Linked DNA regions of Homo sapiens: region 1 is linked to region 2. The links are chromatin loops, found by intact Hi-C in ENCODE. Cell type or tissue: B cell. All regions are shown on one strand. Links, peaks and the distances in the headings refer to the core of each region. The heading gives the core; the rest is flanking DNA.

Region 1 (9,943 bases), core at 734-8,733, 130 kb after region 2:
GCATCTTAACACCATTCAGTTTTTATACTGATTAGAAAGGTCCACTGTGGTTTTGGTCATATATTAGAACATATGCTGTTGGTTTTTTGTTTTGTTTTGTGTGTGTGTGTGTGTTTTTTTTCATTCTGCTTTGTAAGTACCCCTTATCACTGTAGGGAATTTTAGAATTTGAATTAAAATATATCTTGAGTTATATAATGTAAAAAAAAAATTTATATAGGCTACTCCATGGCATTGTAAAGAATCTTAAAATAGATATAAAAGTGACTTCATCTTACCTCCAATGTCCTTCCTCCATCTATATCTGTTATCTCTAGCTATTTTCATCTTTTCTCTCTGCCAGGCAGTTAGTAGAATAGTTGAAGAATGATTTTATCAGCTCTCATTGGACTACAGGATAAAAGACCTAAAAATATGGGATAATTTAATCCAATGGCTAGCAAATACATTTTGTGTTATGTTTATGGTTTTCAAAGGCATTGATAAAATCAAACTATCATTACTGGGAAATATGAAATTTTCAATAAGATTCCAAACTAATAGATAAAGTGATAAAATGATTGGGAAAACAAGTGGTGGTAGAATCTGATATAAAAATAGTTTGGCGGTAGCAAAAGGGGAAACGCTAAAATTCTCAAGAACCCATCAGCCATTTTTACTAACACTGTGCTCTTCATAAGCTATATCTAGGGAACTTTGATTATATGCTGTAAGGAACAATATATTATTTAAGTGTATATTGAATAAGTATTCAATAAATAACTGCAAAATAAAAGACAGTTCTGAATGTGGAAATTCCTATTCTTGCGAGATTGAGCCAGACATTTCTAGCTAACATTGACGTTATTGGGCTAACGTGGGCATCATTTGGGTTTTGGGTATTAGGTGTAACAAATGCTTGCTGATGCATAGAGGCCAATCTAGGTCTGTGTTAGTTCCTGAGAGTGTGCATGTGAACTTGAGGGGAAGGTTTTTAGAGTAGGTCACTCACCTAAGCCAGCTGTTTTTTTCTCTCTTCCAAAAGAGTACCGGATTGCTCCTTTGCAGGGGCTGACTTGAGAACATGGCTTAACTTTTAAGGCTAGATAAACTAGTTCAGCCAGAAGTGTATTATTTCCCCCCAAAATTACATTTAAAAGCTTCTAGCTATGATCATTTCAGCTGCTTCTTCCTCCCTTTCTAATTATTCTTGCTATTTCTGTTACTGATATCAACCATACCAATCACTGGAAAGGAGAATACTTGGGCAAAAATTTCTTTTAAAAGAAAAATTGCTGGAGAGAAATATGTACACAAATTTATATTGAATATATAATAAAATACATATGGAACTGCCCTTTGTATGTGAAGGTGAGTTTTGTTTGTTGTAGTGGTGTCAGATCTGGTTTGATTCATTTCAGCTTTTTCCAGTGTTCTTTCTTGTGATACGCATATATGAGATAGGAATTTTGCTAAATCATTAGCAGGCCCATTGGCTTAATGTAACCCAATCTAGTTTCTTGATCTAACAGTCCTGGAATATACAACTTTACCTAATAGAAAATAATTTTGTTTCAGTTAATGAAATTTATCTGTCAATAAAGAAATATTAAATAAGTGCCTATTAAGTGCTAGTACTAAATAATGAGAATACTCTAATTGACAAGATAGACAACATTCTTATCCTTGTGGACTGCGTGATGTTAGACACCTAAATGAAAAGAAGCATAAAAACTTAACAGAAGCATCAGGTTCTAGGTAAGGGCTCAAAAATCTGGAAAATAAAGGCTAATCTTTTTTGCTTTTCTCGCCCTCTTTCCTTAATATAGATTCACATTTTTTCCTATTCAAATGTAATGATATTCACATTTTGTATTGTTTTTCTACATATACTGGTACTGTGGATTTATAAAATAAGTCTATTTCCAAATTACATGTATTTTACAATGATTCCACAAAGGAACGTTGGCTATTTATGAGCTTTGGGGAAAATTACAGTATATCAGTACTCCCTTTGAAAGATTTTAAACTATTAAGGTCAATTTAAGATCAGACCAGACAAGTGTGGTTTGTGTCATTTTTATATACGGTATTCAGTATTTTTTCCTGCAAGCTTTTGGGAGTGAAGAAGCCATTATTCATAAAATGAATTCATATGTAACACCTTAGGCTGATCGTAAAGTGTTAAACCTTAGAGATGGGGAAAATTCTATTGTCTTGAATTTTGAATGTGGGTAACTTTAAGACTGCCATATGAATTGCCAAGTTGCAAAATTGTTTTTGCATTTCACTTGCAAGCAAGGAAAATGTGGACTCCTTCTTTAGTGGGGCCAAGCGCATTCTAACACACCTCTCAAATTACACACCACTGAAATGATACTCACAATGGGTTTGGCTCATATGTTTCTAGTTAGCTACTATGAATGAAAGATTCATAACTATCTGTTTCAAAAAACTTCCTTATTTGCACTGCAGGGAGCTTAATTGTTTGGTAGCAGGGTCAAGAATTGCTTTTAAATACTAAGCATGCATGGATTGGGCCATTATACACTGAACTAAAAAAAAGATTTCTGTGCACAAAGAAGGCTTTAGATAAATATTTGTCAAATCATTGATTACTTTGTTGGCTGTGGAAGAATAAAAGTCCCTGAGTTTTCCCACCCTGTTGGTAATTTGGACCAAATATTTTGGTCACTATTTTTTATATATATATATATTTATATATTTATATGTTTAAAATATATATATGTGTGTATATATATTTTATATGTATGTATGTATATTTATATTTATATATGTATATATATTTTATATGTGTACATATATATTTATATGTGTATATATATATATATGTATATGTATAACAAACCTGTAACCTTTCCCTTACCTTGCCTATTGAGCATTGTAGAATACAGGATAACAGGGAGGAAGAAGTCATTCATACTTACTAGACAGATGGTTGGCGTCCCTGTGGCAACCTTGTGATCTAATAATTTTCCAAGTTCTGTCTACCTAACTGAAGAGTAATAGCTGTTTACTGTTTGCTTAAATAACACTAGGCCTGTATGCAAGTTGCAGGGGGGGTGGGGTGAAGGAGGGGGGTAGATATATAAATTCATCTCTGCAGTTTTATCAAATCTGTAAAAGAGGTGTAGCATACAGGCACCTCTTTTCCAAAAGAAAAAATTCATTAGTTCCTCATTTTGGTTATTCCTTCTTATTCGTGGCTCAAGCAAACCATTACCAGAGAATCTTTTTTTTTTAATTGATGACACGCTAAAAATTAGTTATTTTTGAAGAATTTTTTTCAAAGGTAGTATTTGAATATATTGGTAAAAGATGGTGGAATTATTTTCCTGCTTTTCTGCAGTAAATTAGTTTGTACACTTCTGGTGACATTTGCTCGACTATCCAAAGAAGATGAGGCTGTTAAAGAAATTTTAACAAATATTTATGAATGCATGAAATTGATTATGTTTATTAAAGTCACAAAAAATTTCTAGCCTTTATTATAAATTTTATAAATTGCTACTGCAAAAATGAGAGAGAATTATAGTTACCAATGTGAATTACTTTTGTTTGGTCAGACATTGACTTCCCCTGATTGCCACCTTGTCACTCTGTTTACTAGACACAGATAGGAACTTCTTTCTTCTTCCTATGATATGCATTTGATTCATGTCATATGCTGTCAAAATAATGTTGTCCTGAGATTATTTGCTGGAATGATAAAACTGATGCAGACTATGTCAGCTAGACTTGTTAATATCACATTATTCTTTCTAATAAGTACTTGTACTTAGAATACTTACTTGCTTCTGCTGCATCATGTCTCTCTTCTTATCCCCAATGCTTTTTTTTTTTCTTAAATCTCTCTCCATAGTCTCTTGAAGGGGCTGATAAACACAGTTCTAAAATATTTCATGTATCTATCTCCCTTTAACACATAATTTGGTCCTGTGCATATGTTTAATACCAGGGTATCCCCATTCATTTCCTCCTTCTTCTGAGGATGATTGAAATTTTGTGGCTTCATGATTGCCTTCTAATTTTCAACTTGACTTAAACCAGAGCATAGTAAAAGAACCATTAATAATCACAATTAATAACATTAGAATGTAATTTTAATAATTCAGGCCTCTATTGCAAAATGTATTATGGAGTCAGTTTAAAATGTGATTCTTCTCTCTCTTATATGTACCTATGTCCAAGTGTGTATATAGTAAGCTCTTGGAGTTCAGGTGTGTCTTGGTGAGGTATTCTGCATATATGGAACATAGTCTCTTAACATCCTTTTGCTGCTGCCTTATTTCTGTCTTGTTTCCACCTAAGATTCTTGAAGAGAAGCTTAATGTCTATGGTTTCCTCTTCACTTCTCCTACATCAGCGAGCCCACTGTGGTCTGATGCTGAGCTTATGTCTGTAGGTCATCTGCCATCTTCTAAAAGCTAAACCAAAAGGAAAATGTTTAGTTTTTACTTGATTTTGCTGTAGCATTTACCTGTAAACTCTTTGAGGACATAAACTGTGTCTCGTTCACTATGAATTTTTACCATTTAGGGTTTCTGGTACTTTGTAGACCCGTCTATTTGCTGAATGAATGTATGTTTGTAATGATTTTTGCCTTCTTTTAAATAAAAAGAATATTCTCTTCCTTTGGCTCCTGTGGTGGTGCTGTTCTTTCCTGGTTAACATCTACCTCTGCTTTGTTACCCATCTACACTTAGATGTTGATTCAGAAGCTCTGCTACTTGGGATGGAATAGGTATCCAAAATTCTTCCTAAGTGAAACTCTCAAGTAAGTTCTAGCACCATCTGTTGGCAGCAGTGAGAGCCAATGCTTTATTTATTTATTTATTTATTTTGTGCCTCAGTTCATGGTTTTGTGTATTCTCAGAACACTCACAAGTTGAAAAGTTTCTGGATTTTCTGGAATTATTTTCTTAGCCTTCATCTCATTTCATGTTACAGCCTAAGTTTCATTCTCTTTCTAGGGAACCTCAGTGTTTCGTTTAGAACAGTTACTCTCAGTTCTTCAGGTGATGCCTTTCTTGGGAACTCTAACTCTATTTATGACTGAAGCTGAATATCACACAGGCCCCTCAGACTTCACATTTCCCAAAATTAATTTCTTGCTTTTACTCTGGCCCCCTCATCTCTTTCTGTCTCTCTACTTGGAGTGACTTTTATCCAAATGACAACCTTAGAAATCTGAATTTTTCCTGGACTCTTTTTCTTACCCACCTTTCTGCCCCACCTATATGTCAACAGTCATTAAATCTTTTTGAGTCAGCAAATGGCTGATAGAGCACTCTCCTCTTCCGTCTCTCACTGCTAATCATGTTAACTACCTTGCTTAAAACTCTTCAGTGGTTCCCCATATGCTCATTAGGGTGGTACAAATGAAGACTACGGGCGCCCGCCACTATGCCCTGCTAATTTTTTGTATTTTTAGTAGAGACGGGGTTTCACCGCATTAGCCAGGATGGTCTCGATCTCCTGACCTCGTGATCCACCCACCTCGGCCTCCCAAAGTGCTGTGATTACAGGCATGAGCCACCGCCCCCGGCCTTCCCCTTTCTTTTGTATTGAAATTAGCTCTCAATACTGCCACAAAGAATTCTTTGTAATGAGTTAGCCACAAAAATAGTTCAGTTCTAGGAAGAATTTCTTTTCTTTTTCTTTTCTTTTTTTTTTTAAGAGACAGTCTTGTTCTGTTACCCAGGCTGGAGTGCAGTGCAATCCTACGGAGAATTTCTAGCCCATTAGAAGAACACATCCATGACCCCCCTTCTCCTTTACCTGCCATATGCAACTGATTGCCAGATTTTGCTGCTTTCACATTAAAGTTAACCCTCGCCTTTGCCCCTTCTGTTCAGTTTTTCACTGTTTCAAGGCTATATGACCATTTTCTTAAGCTATTCCCTCCTGAATGTCTCTGTATCTGCCTCTGTCCTACTTCAATTCATGTTAATTACTACTTTCAGATCAGTCTTGCTAAAGCTGAGTTCAGATGATGTCAGTCCATTGCTTTAAAAACTGCTAACAAAGGTTTCCTTTTCAGGCTTTTCACAACCTGGTGACTTTCTTTAATTTTAGCCTCACTACCCGCTTTCCTATAAATTACTCATTAGCCAAAGTGAGGTACTATACACTTTCATCTGTATACTTCAGTTTTCCCAGTCTGTGCTTCAGTGTCCCTCTTGTCTATATTTGGAATAACTTTTTAATTTATCTCTATATACAAATCGAATCCATCAGTTAAGGTCTACTTTATCTGCCATTGTAGAATAATCTACCTTCTTTGGTACCTCTCCCACTTAATATTTTTTTTCTCAGGATCGCCTAGGCACTTATTTTCTTTCGTGAACTGTAATTTATATACATGTGTGTTACCTGATACCAGGTATCAAGCTCCTCTAAGGTAGGCTCCATATCTGATTTTTACTTTTGGACAGGCCTTAAAGCCTGGAGTGGTGCTTTTGTGTGATAGACGCTCAATGTGTATTGGTTAAATGATGAAATAAATGAATTTTTTCTTGCATCTTTCATCATGAGATTTGTGCCAGTAACATCCCAACTCTCAATATGAAAAGGAAAAAAATACTGACCACAGTTTTTACTGAGCCTAAATTGAAATATTCTGAAAAAGCTTAATCATGGTGACAATCAGAATGTACTCTGTTATTTAGGATAAACCCTTCTGGCAAACATGCCTGTTTTTCAGGTTCCCATTCTTTTAAATGTGGGCTATGATTATGCTCTTTAACATCTCACAGATTTAATAAGTAAACCATTGTTTTAAAGTATTATAACTTTTTCCACAAAAAACTGAGCTCTTAGAATAAAAAGCCAACAAAGATGATATTTTTTCAGTCTGACTCTTTTCTATCCTTTCCCCTCATTAGAGCACAATTTTCAAGATTTTTGTATTATGAGTAAGACAGTGAGAGCTTTTTGATATTTCATGAACTAAACCCAAAAGGGCCTACAAAAACACGCTTTAGCACATTGTTTTTACCAAATCCTACTGTAATTATAAATATTTTTAATAGTATGAATAATGTTATTTTTTCCCTTCCTTTCTTTTTCCCTTTCCCTTCTTCTTCTTTTTTTTTTTTTTTTGAGACAGGGTCTCGCTCTGTCATGCAGGCTGGAGTGCAGTGGTGTGATCATAGCTCACTGCAGCCTCGAGCTCCTAGGCTCAAGTGATCCTTAAGTCATGGGTGGGTGGATCACTTGAGTCCAGGAGTTTGAGACCAATGTGGGCAACATGACAAAACCCTATCTCTACAAAAAATACAGAAATTAGCCATGGTGGCATGTGCCTGTAGTCCCAGCTACTTGAGAGGCTGATATGAGAGGATTACTTGAGCCTGGGAGTTTGAGGCTGCAATGAGCCAAGATCATGCCACTACACTGCAGCATGGGTGAAAGAGCGAGACCCTAGTCTCAAAAAAGAAAAAAAAAAACCTAATTAAAAAAACATGAAAATTACAAATAATTGTGGCACTGGAACTATTTTGGGTATTATTCAACTGCTAAGAATAAAATCAGCATAACTGCAGAATACATCTGAGAAATAATAAAACATGACTTTGGTCAGAAAGTTCAGGAAATTTTTGTACTGTGTCCAATTTATTTTGCTCTGTGATCAGATTCTCGTGAATGCTAGTGTTAGACAAAAGACTGAAAATAGAGTTACTATATAGAGATGTTCATTGTTTGGGGAGAAATTCAATAGAGTCTTGAATATTCTCGTGATGTGCAGAATAATTATATAGAGATTATTTTAAATCATAAATACATCTTATATCTTAACATCTTAAATGTTTTGCTTTCCAGATATACTCAAGATATTTCTGTGAAAATGTTTTTTCTTAATATTTGCCAACAAGAGCGTCTTATATTTGTGTAATTTTTCCAAAGTTGAGTAATAACTGTAATGCTAGTTTGCTTATTTTTCATAAAACTCTGAGTGATTTTCTTTAATATATCCTTGAAAATGCATTTTTCATTTATTTTTTCTTATTCTTGTTGTATGTATATATCAAGTGTGGCATTTATTTTGAGAGTCTTGATAAAATTGGCAAAAGTAGAGTTACAATTTTATGTTAATAATGAAAGAATGACATATAATATTTGCCTGATTGTATCTCTTATTTTTTGTGTGCTTTTTGTTAAGCATATGTCAATTTATTTTGCCAACATTATTCTATAGACAGAGAACTCCTGTTTTTTTCTTTCAGGTTAGTTCATGTGATCCTGGTTAATGGAACATAAAGTGAGATTTTATGGGTGACAGGGAGAGAGATGAGGCTTGACTTGGGGGCATATGGGAAAAGAAGGGGGCTGTCTGTTCACAAAGATTTAAATATCTGATAAGAACTGTTTGCCAGCGCAATTATGAATAAGTGTATTTGTGCCTAATTTTTATTTTTTAAAAGCTCAGGTGATTATAATTTCATCTGTAAAATGTTGAAAGTATAGTCTGATTAAAATAATATATAAGAAATGGTTTTGGTTCTTTTTGAATCAAAAGGTGTGTAAACCTGGAGAATCTGCAGAGTGCCAGACCTCTGCTTTTGTCTTTTCTTAGTATTGTATCATGTTTTCCTTGATATTAATCTTAAGATGACTTCATATATGTCAATATTGTTTAATGTTAGCCATCCACCTATTTGGGATAGGAAAAAAAGTTTTTCCCTGTGTAGATTTGTGTGGATTGCCGAATCACTACTATGTTGGAGGGAGATTATTTTGCTTGAGAGTAATATTGAAAAAGCTCCTATTTTCTCCCTTCAAAAAAACTGGCTTCTGAAAATTCCGTGACTTAATGTATCAAGAACCCAACTCCTCAAGTGATGTTCTTATTAATTAATATTTAGTAAATACTACACACCCAACTTAGGGTAATTTGTTGGGGAACTTATCTCACTACCTCTGCTCTTAAAATTCTTTTTTTTTTTTTTTTTTTTTTTTTTGAGATGGAGTCTCTTGCAGGCTAGAGTGCAGTGGCGTAATCTCAGCTCACTGCAACCTCTGCCTCTTGGTTTCAAGTGACTCTCCTGCCTCAGCCTCTCGAGTAGCTGGGATTACAGGTGCCCGCCACCACGCCCGGCTAATTTTTGTATTTTTAGTAGAGAAAGGGTTTCACCATATCGGCCAGGCTGGTCTTGAACTCCTGACCTCGTGATCCACCCGCCTTGGCCTCCCAAAGTGCTGGGATTACAAACGTGAGCCACCGTGCCCAGCCTTAAAATTCTTAAATCTCATTTCCCTCCTTTTATTATTATTCAATAGTTAACTGTATAAGCCAGAACAGTTTTTTTAAAAATTGGATATCTCCCAGATTTCTTCCAACTCTAATATTCTGTAAGTCTTTGGTTTTTACTTAGGTTAATTCTTAACTGCAATGGAAGAAAAGCATAATTCCAGTTTCTAAGGTAATACTTAACATTTCTTTACATTATTCTAAATTGAATGGAAAACTTTATTTGTAAAATAACAACCAAAAATATCTATTTTATTCTCTGGGGAAAGACAACTTTGTAATATATTTTTCCACTTGAAATGTTTTTGCTTTGCAAAATCCTGTTGGGAAAACAGATTTCCAGACAGCTTAAAACTGACAAATGAGTATTTTGACAGGTATTCCTGGAAGGAGAGCTGTTGCCACCAACCATTTCAATTTCCTTATTCTAACAACCATGTTTAGCAGAGAAGAAGACATATCTCAGTTTGAAACAAATATTTAGTGTTGAGAGAGGTGGGTGAATATAAGCCTTTTTTAATGTATTGGAAAAATAGGGCATTTAGTTCACTGTTTTGGAAAATAGAGTAACAATGAGGATAATAAAGTACTTCTTTATGGCCTAAGACTGACCTGATACTGTCAACTTCCTGTGTTCCATTCAGTAGGGTGTTCCTAGAGGAGGGTTTCATTTTATGCCACTGTGTCATT
Region 2 (9,943 bases), core at 817-8,816:
TATCTGTATATACATACAGAGATGCCCTAACATGCATTCATGGTCATTTGATTTTAATAGTTTTTTGAGGAGTGGTAGGATTTTAAGTGATCTTTCAGCTTACTGCTAAATTTCAGTTGATTTTTTTTTTCTTATAACTAGCATGTATTATTTAAATAATTGTTTAAAAAGGCATGTCAAGCACTTCTATCCAATCTGGGAATAGAGAAGGTAAATGAAACACTAGTAAAGGACATAAGAATTTCAAAAATTCAGGACAAGTAACTGAATCTCAATATTATAAAATAATGTTTACTACAGATTAATTGGCTTACCTTTTGCTATGGTTATGATACAGAAAAACCTTCTGGCTATTTCCACTTATAAAACTCACATTAGTAGTTTTTCCCCAAAAAAACCAAACATTGTTTTGTTTTAGAGGCATTTTATTTAGACAACTAAAAACAATTAGATGTTCAGAGGCAGTGTACAATGAACGAGAAATCAAACCAGTTACTTTATCATGTATTCCCTCTTCTTTACAACTGAAGCAAAAAAAGAAAAGGCATTCTGCTTTAAGATCAGAAAAAATCAGCCAATATAGTTTTCTTCTCCATATTAACATAAACAGCTACAAGAACCCTAATTGTAATAATAGAAATTGGATGTTGGCTTGTATATATTCATTAAAAAGATAACAGGCCACTGTACTATAAGAGGATAACTCCACCTCCCTTCATCTGACACTTGAGTTTTCACTTACAGGTAACACCAAGTTAGTTAGTTGTTCCAGCACTGGAGCTAATTCATTTTCCTCATTATTTACTGCTGTTTCTGCCTTAAGCAGACAGTAACTCTGGAAGGCTGATGCTTTTCTCTGCTTGCTTGTTTTAGTCAGTTGTATACTAACTGCACATATGATTGACGCTCAGGCCTTAACATCAGGAGCTGAAGGAAAGATGCAATCTGAATTCTCTGAAGCAATTTCTTCTATAAGTAAAAAAAAAAAAAAAAAAAAAAAGTCACATTAGTCAACTTAATGAAAGAAAGAAGCAAATCTACATTTCTGTGTAATGAAGGAATGAAAAAGTGTTTGTAAAGCATACTGTGGTAAGGGAAAGAAGAGAGCAACTGCACATGCCACTAACAACTAGACTCATGTCATTGAAAAGGCAAAGAAGAAAGAGTTCATGTGTTTTATCCACTAGATTCTCTTACACCATAACTCAACCTCCAAGGGTCCCTTTCTGGCCTAAATTTTCAAAGACTCCAGCTATATAACAAACCCGGAATTAAAGTCATGTCTTCGAAGGATCTGGCCCTCTCTTTTAGTGATTCAAATCCTAATATTTAGTGCTATTTAAAGCAAAACATTAACCATCAACATTGTTTTAGCAAGAAGGTGCTTAACAATAAAAAATTTAAGGAAAACTCTATTGGGTAAATGGTAAACACCTTCCCAACCTCCCCCAAAATCATCATACCCAGTTTCTCATGGCAGCAATCTGCATATTTCTTCCTCATGATACCCCCACTCATCAATCTCACAATTCTAACAAGTCTAACAAAAGACTCTCAACTCCATCTACCTTTTTCTGTTCTCATTGCAATACCCTTATTAAAAACTACATGATAGGCCGGGTGCAGTGGCTCACGCCTGTAATCCCAGCACTTTGGGAGGCCGAGGTGGGCAGATCATGAGGTCAGGAGTTCAAGACCAGCCTGATCAACATGGTGAAACCCCATCTCTACTAAAAATACAAAAATTAGCCAGGCGTGGTGGTGCACCTGTAATCCCAACTACCCAGGAGGCTTACGCAGGAGAATTGCTTGAAACCAGAGGCGGAGGCTGCAGTGAGTCGAGATCATGCCACTGCACTCCAGCCTGGGCAACAGAGCAAGACTCCATCTCAAAACAAAACAAAACCTACATGATCACTCATCTAGACTACAATGCCCCCTAACTGGTTTATGTTCACTCTTGTTCCCAGTCCAATTCTTTGTACGTGCAACAGCCAAGGCAACCTTTTTTTTTTTTTTTTTTTTGAGACAGAGTCTCTCTCTGACACCCAAGCTGGAGTGCAGTGGCGCAATCTCGGCTCGCTGCAACCTCTACCTCCTGGGTTCAAGCTACTCTCCTGCTTCAGCCTCCTAAATAGCTGGGATTACAGGTATCTGCCACCATGACCGGCTAATTTTTGTATTTTTAGTAGAGACAGGGTTTCACCATGTTGGCCAGGTTGGTCTTGAACTACCAAGGCAATCTTTTAAAGTCCTCTTCTTAAAATTCAAAGGTTTCTCATTGCTCTTAGTATAAAACTCTCCAAGTCCTAATACAGCAAATGAGGCCCTCAGATGATCTAGCTTCTCCAGCTTCACTTTGCCTTTGCTCTTTAACCTGGAGGCATGGAGAAGTTCTTTTAGTTCCTCATATGCTATGCTCCTTTTTGGTTCTGAACTTTTAGTTAACATAGTTTTCCTGCTATGAACTTTTCCATCCTGTCCCTACCAACACCCCCTCTCATGACCTCACCTAAATCATTTCTGCTCATCCTTAGTTCCCAGTTTAAATGTCACTTCTCTAGGAAGCTTTTTTTAATCCCCCTTACAATAATTTGTGTTTTGGCATGTCTCCTAAGTTAGACTCTAGCTCTGAAAGAGTAACCACATCGGTTGTGTCCATACTACATCTCTGTGCCTATTACTACTATGCAGTAGGTATTTAAATATTTAGCTTATAAATATGTATATATACATGCATAAATATTTAAAGTTTCCATTATTTAAATATGTTCATATTTAATAAATTTCTTCTGCCAATGAGTAAAACTTCTGTTACAGTTCAATTTTAAATCCCCCAAGACTCTTACAAAAGTCAATTCCATAGCATTTACCTAGCTCCTCTTCTGTTGTCTCTGGAAAACCAATCTTTGGCTTTGCCAGCTCACCACTATCTTCTTCTGTAAAAAGAAAAGCAATGACGATTATATGACTTACACTATTAAAGTAATTTCCAGTGTTCAATAAGCAAGAAGAGCAACATAAGACTATTCCAGGAAAATGGCTACAAAATATAATAAAAACAACTCCTTTTTAAATAACTGTGATTCTAAAAATAGTATGTCTTTCTTTAAAATTACTTTTAGGTTCATACTGCAACTACTTAGGGATTAGTAACTAGGTATTTTTTATTAAGAACATGTCTATCTTTATTGGTGTGGATCAGTGAGTAATACTATTCAGAGATTAGATACATTTACTTGTAAATTCTTTATATTGCCTTCCAGCAAATTTTGAATTAGATCTATTCCAGCCACAAAATGTGCTAGTATAAAAATTTAGGAACAGACTAGATTGTACAACAAATTTTTCTTTTTTTTTTTTTTGAGACTGAGTCACTCTTGCCCAGGCTGGAGTGCAGTGGCGTGATCTCAGCTCAATGCATGGCTCCTGGGTTCATGCAATTCTCGTGCCTCAGCCTCCTGAGTAGCTGGGATTACAGGCATGTACCACCACACCTGGCTAATTTTTGTATTTTTAGTAGAGATGGGGTTTCACCATGTTGGCCAGGCTGGTCTCGAACTCCTGACCCTGTGATCCGCCCGCCTCAGCCTCCCAAAGTGCTGGGATTACAGGCGTGAGCCACCGTGCCCAGCCATACCAAAAAAAATTTAAACAAAGGAACATGACCCTTTCTCTGGCCAATTTATAATCCTGGGCTTCTCGCTGCTTAAACCATAATATATAATTTAAAATTTATAGAAAACAGGAACCCTGAAATAAAATTAATGATTAAAAATGACATAAAATCATGCATTTTAAAAATTTTATTATTCTGAATAAAAATTCTTACCAGGAAGCACACATTTCCAAAGGCCATACGTTTTTCCTACCACAGTTTGCCATAGTCTCAATGTTCCATCTTCTGAACCACTGGCATAGAGTTCTCCATCAGGACTAAATCTCACACAGTGAATAGGACCAAAGTGTCCCTTGTAGGATTCTGAAAAAGAAGAGGGCTATTAGATAATTTTAACTATTAGGTTAAATATTGATATGCTAAAAAAAAAAAATACTGTCTGTGTTACTGGGGAGATGGAAAATTCTTAAGGCAAACATTAAAACCTGTACTTAATTAATTTCTCATCACAAAAGTGGTATATCATTGACCCTTTCTCTGTAAGATTATTCCTTTCCAAATCTAGCACACATTCTAGTTTCAAACTGTCCCTCTAAAAAAAGCAAATGAGGCTTCATGTCTCATTAAGGATGGAGAAAAAGAGGTAAATGAAAACCCCATTAATTCTATAGAAAGTAGATTTAAAGTCTTACCAGTTCAACCTCCAATTTCCATATCCTAAAACTCACTGCCTATTTCTCAGGGAATCAATTTTTATTATGACTATAGAGAGCCACCAGGTGGAGCTCTTTTACACACTTTGCCTCTTAATTTCCTACAGTCCACTAATTATTCTGTCACACAGAAAGGTGAGATATAGATCAACAATGATCCATAAATATTTTAATCCATGGAACCTAATGAGAAAATGTATAGATTAGGAGCACTGTTATATTCAAGTAGTACCTTTAAGTATGAACCTTTCTCATTTACTTTCTAATGCCTCATCACCTTATTAGTTCTCAAAGCCCTTTACTAGACCAATGTTCCTATTCTGTCTCCCATCTGTGTCCCACCAGAGAATAGAAAAGTTGTAAGAGTACAAAGAACACAAGGTTTTGGAAAGAGAAAGGCTAGGCAGATCTGGTATTCACTGTGACTTCAGATCTTGGGCAAATAATTCAGTTCTCTCAATCTTGAAAAAGAATAAAATATGAAACCAAAAACATTCTAAAACTTTGAAAACTAGCATTAAATAAAAGTAACAGAAAAGAATATCTTATTTATAAATCACTTGTATTCAAGTAATAAAAACTGAACCATAAGCAATTAAAATAGATTCTACATGGTCCATCACCAAGGTTCCATTTGTGCAACCCAGATGCATCAATGTTCCCCAAGAAACAAAACGTAAAATTGTCTTTTGTTCTTTGGGTGTAATCTAGCAAGCTTCGTTCTTTGGTAAAGCAGGGCAGCTAGAAACAGACAAGAACAAGAAGAGACAGCTTATAGATAAAAATATATATTTATAAAAACTAAACATATTTTTGACCTAAAAGCAAAAACTATTTGGAAAGGCTAAAAGTAGATACTGAGAACCACATGTAACTATGTGAAATACCTGGTCCATCAGATAAATATACATTAACTTCAAATTAATCCCCATGCCTTTCCCTTTCCCTTACTAAGGACTGTTATCATGAAAATGAAAGCAAAACTCAAACTCCAAAACAGAATAAATAAAAAGCTGATAAAAATAACTATCCAATTCAGATTCCTAAAGGTATCCCTGTAATATGCTATACTGATTTTTCCCCCACACACTGTTCTTTACGGAGTCTTAGGAATTCCTAAGTTGGCAAAAAGGAAGACGGGCCAAGTAGATGGGGTTATACACCCACAACATAGTTCAGAAAGAACGGATCTCCTTGCATGTGTTTAGCATATGACTTTGACATAAGATTCCCCCCTCCCTCCCAGCCAATAAAGCCTAAAACTCACTGTACCATAATACATAACATCAGCATAATGATGAACTTTAGTTAAAAGGATAAATTTCTGCATACTTTGTTTACAGATCTATAAAAGCATCTGACCCAAATGGTTAAAACTCCTTTACTTTTTCACTTGTAAGCACCAAGCTTAAGTTAGCTGAAAAATTTACTTTCAACATATATATGTAACATATATATATATATAAATGAGGTGTTAATTACTGGGACTTAACATATGATAAAGGTAACCACATCACTGTAAGGGGACAACTCACCTAATTCTTCTCCACTATTATAATCATACTTATAAAGTTTAAAATCTTCACCGCCTGCAACAAGAAATTCTTTCTCAGGATGAAGAGATGCAGAATTGATGGTTGCAGGAGCTTCAAAGGATTTAATTGGGTCCAAACTGAAAAAAAATTTAAGTAGTATTTACAAATCTTGAATATGGTATAAATAACGAGTTACATTTGAACTGTTCTTAAATTCTGAAACCCAAGGAACAATTAAATACTCATTTACTCAAACATAAACACTGATGTAAAAAAAGCTGTTAGCAAAAAAAAAAAAAAAAAAATCAAATGGATACTATGCCCAAGTGGAGCTCATCTCAGCAATACAAAGACATCTTGATGGAGGGATATCCAGTTTATGCAGTGGATGTCTTCCCGGAAATGAGTGTGTTGGCTAATTAAAACAGTATGAATAATACACTGGGATTTTTGCTCTTAAATAAACTTCACCTGTATTGTTTCATTTTTCTACAACCACATATTATCTTTGTAAACAGAAAAAGTTTTCACAGTAGGTAATTAACATAAAGGATTATTTATATATTATTATTAATTGCTGAAGGTTTAAGCTCCTCAGCAAGATAAACTTTCTATGTCATAAAATATAAACTGCTGAAAACAGTTTCTACTATAAGGCAGTAAAAGACTAACAAAATTTGGGGCTATAGTTATATAATAAAAATCAATGCATAATAACAGCTTCATCTGAAATTCAATTACAGTTTGGACATTAGCTTTTTCAGTTTAACCCTAAAAATCATGAAAGGCCTCCAATACAAAACATTATAGTATCCCAGCTCCTAAATACTTCCCATCATCATATACTTTAAAGCATGTTAATTAAAGTTAGTCATGACTTATGCAGGATCACTACATAGCAACTTGCTGGCTCAAATGCTAGAATATTCAATGGTCCAGAAAATTTCTGCCACCAACATGGGATTTGCCTAACTGCAGGAGTGAGTGAAGAGCATTAATAAACCAATTGATGGCTCCAGGCCATAGTATTCTACTACTATCAGTTTACTGTATGTGTATAAACTCCTTGACATTGCTTAATTGCTCTCCTCCAATTTTACCGCCTTTTCTTTCTCCCAGTTAGCCCTTTAGACACAAGGTTAAGACACTGGTCAAATATCAAAGTGTAATGTGGTATAATCCTTATGGAAATCAATTAAGTGTCATGTATAACTAAGAACTTTAAACTCATTTCTAGCCTTTGAACTGATAATTCTACTTACAGGATCCTATCTACTGTAAAGAAACACTCAGAGATGTGCTAGAACATTCACCGTGGTGCTAAAACAGGGAAACTAACCCATAATTTAGTACAACCTATGATGCAAATACAGTGTATCAAGTAAAAATGTTTTCAAAGAAGTTTTAAATGGCTAACAATATTTTTAAACAAATCAAAATGGTATTCATTATGGTCCTAGTAATTAAAAAAAAAAACACAAATACTGTACACCCACATATATAACATAGAAAAATGGACTAGCAGAAAATATAACTACCATTATCACTCTTGCACCTATGGGTATAATATTGTGGGTACATTTTTTTCAATTATGTTATATATTCCAGTCTTTCTCCAAGAGTATTTACTACATTTAAAGTCGCAAAATTCAAATCTGTTTAAAAAATTCATTAAGTCTGCAAATACTCAGGAACAGAAATAAGATTATTCCTTCTCTAAAACTTTAAGGTGAAAATAAATAGTAGAATCAAGATCACACTGTTTTTTTGTTTTTTGTTTTTTTTGAGACAGAGTCTCACTCTGTTACCCAGGCTGGAATGCAGTGGTGTGACCACAGCTCAAAACAACCTCCACCTCCTGGGATTAAGCAATTCTCCTGCCTCAGCCTCCCAAGTAGCTGGGATTACAGGTACTCACCACCACACCCAGCTAATTTTTCTTCTCTTTGTATTTTTATTTTAGAGACGGGGTTTCACCATGTTGGCCAGGCTGGTCTCAATCCCCTAACCTCAAGTGGTCCGCCCACCTCAGCCTCCCAAGGTGCTAGGATTACAGACGTGAGCCACCACGCCCAGCCCACACTGGTTTTATATAGTAAAAAACATTAATGACAGCACCATTTCAGTAGTTTTTGCTTTTTTTTTTTTTTTTTTTTCAGAGGAGGTTTTGCTTTGTCATCCAGACTGGAGTGCAGTGTCAAGATCACAGCAAAATGCAGCCTCAACCTCCCAGGCTCCAGCAATAGAATACTCACCTCAGCCTCCCAAGCAGCTGGACTACAGGCGTGTGCCACCACACCCAGCTAATTTTATTTTTTGTAGAGATGGGGGTCTCACTGTGTTGCCCAGGCTGATCTCAAGCCATCCTCCCACCTCAGCTTCCCAAGGTACTGCGATTATAGGCATAAGCCACCACTCCTGGCCTCTTTACTTTTAAAAAAAGTAAATACCTTCCCATTTTTAAGTAGCCAAAATGTCTTTTGTTACCTAAAAAAGAAAATGAAAGTATTTCTTGGACATACCTTACTGCACTATGAAAAGCAATAGATCGTCCATAAGTTATAACCAAAATCTCTCCCTCAGGAATATATTCCATACTACTAACAGACATATTAAAATTTAGAGATTTCACTTCTGTCATAGTAGCATGATCCCAAAGTCTGCAAAATAAAGATAAAAATATGATGTTTACTCATGTAAGAAAAAAGTTTATAAATTCTAATTACATCTGCAGATTAGCCAACGAAAGAACAATCACAATTACAGAAAAACAACATTCATTCCAAGTCACAAATTACAGATGATTAAAAAAAATTCTGGGTTTCTATATACAATGTCAAATTATGCATGATAGCTTGTAAGTAAAATCAACTTTAATACCTACATACACTTCCCAATTTGGCAAAACTACATTATTAAGACAAGTTCTAATCTAGTCAATTTCAGCATTGCTATAAATAGTGGTTCTTACACTCTGTTTTTGTGAATCTAGTAATAGCTACACATCTTTCCAAAGAAATATACATCAGGTGTCAGCACACAAGATTTTGTATAGAATTTCAGAGGCTTCATGGTCCCTCCCTTTAACCATTCTGCCCACAGACCCAGGTTAAAAACACCTGCTTATAAGGTATCAGCAATTTAATTTTCTTCTGAATTTTGCTGTCTGTATACACAAGGTGAGCATCCCTTAATTGAAAATACTTGGGACCAGAAAAAAGTTGGATTTCAAACTTTTTCGGATTTTGGAATATTTGCATTAGACACTTACCAACTGAGAATTCCTAACCTGAAAATAGGAAATTCAAAATGCTCCAATGAGCATTTCCTTTAAGCATCAAGTCGGCACTCAAAGTCTCAGATTTCAGAGCGTTTCAAATTTCAGATTTTCAGGTTAGGGATACTCAACCTGTATTAGTAAATAGATAGCTCCAGATAAATGTGACCTGGGTGCAACTTAAATTTTAATGTTCAGAACATTTTTCACACATAATATTAAATGTATTTAAAATATAAGCTCTAAGGTAAAATATTTTGCAAATTTTAAGTTTGTTTTTCTTTTGAGACAGTCTAGCTCTGTCGCCCAGGCTAGAGTGCAATGGCACGATCTCGACTCACCGCAACCTCTGCCTCGCAGGTTCAAGTGATTCTCCTGCCTCGGCCTCCCGAGTAGCTGGGATTATAGGTGTGTGCCACCGCGCTTGGCTAAGTTTTGTAATTTTCATAGAGACAGTATTTCGCCATGTCGGCCAGGCTGGTCTAGTACTCCTGACCTCTAATGATCCACCCGGCTCGCCTCCCAAAGTGCTGAGATTATAGGCGTGAGCCACCATGCCCGGCCTTAAATTGTAAATTATTAAAGAAAAATTACTTACCGAACAGTTTTGTCATCAGCAGAAAGAATCTGTTTATCCTCACTGCACCACAGAGCTTTTTTTATACCAGAAGTATGACCACTAATTTCCTTAGGTTCTTGAGATAAAACAATTTAAAGTACATTTGTTAATATATGATTTTTTAAACTGAACAATATCGGAACAATTATATATTTTTAAAAACACACATTTTAAATTAGA

The links. Peaks named below come from ENCODE experiments on the same cell type or tissue, not always from the same donor. Only the 100,000 strongest peaks of a DNase experiment are listed, where the experiment ranks them.
Region 1: it touches region 2 in a loop (26-fold over the local background); 11 of 110 quality-filtered maps call a loop at or near these places.

What each region holds. Positions count from the first base shown.
Region 1 is chr12:15,767,450-15,777,392 of GRCh38, reverse strand. All of the region lies in intron 1 of EPS8 (EGFR pathway substrate 8, signaling adaptor), which reads left to right. Among named protein-coding and RNA genes, the nearest start is that of EPS8, 17 kb to the left of the region's middle. In B cell, for the core only: a CTCF peak has its summit at 4,813 (motif pointing left); a DNase peak (open chromatin) is centred at 4,792.
Region 2 is chr12:15,893,943-15,903,885 of GRCh38, reverse strand. STRAP (serine/threonine kinase receptor associated protein) reads right to left here. Exons shown (of 10, transcript NM_007178.4): 5 at 9,743-9,839; 6 at 8,390-8,527; 7 at 5,868-6,004; 8 at 3,833-3,982; 9 at 2,874-2,939; 10 at 408-969. The coding sequence ends at 908. Among named protein-coding and RNA genes, the nearest start is that of DERA, 12 kb to the left of the region's middle. In B cell, for the core only: CTCF peaks have their summits at 4,205 and 4,407 (motif pointing right); a DNase peak (open chromatin) is centred at 4,405; H3K27ac peaks cover 1,413 bases.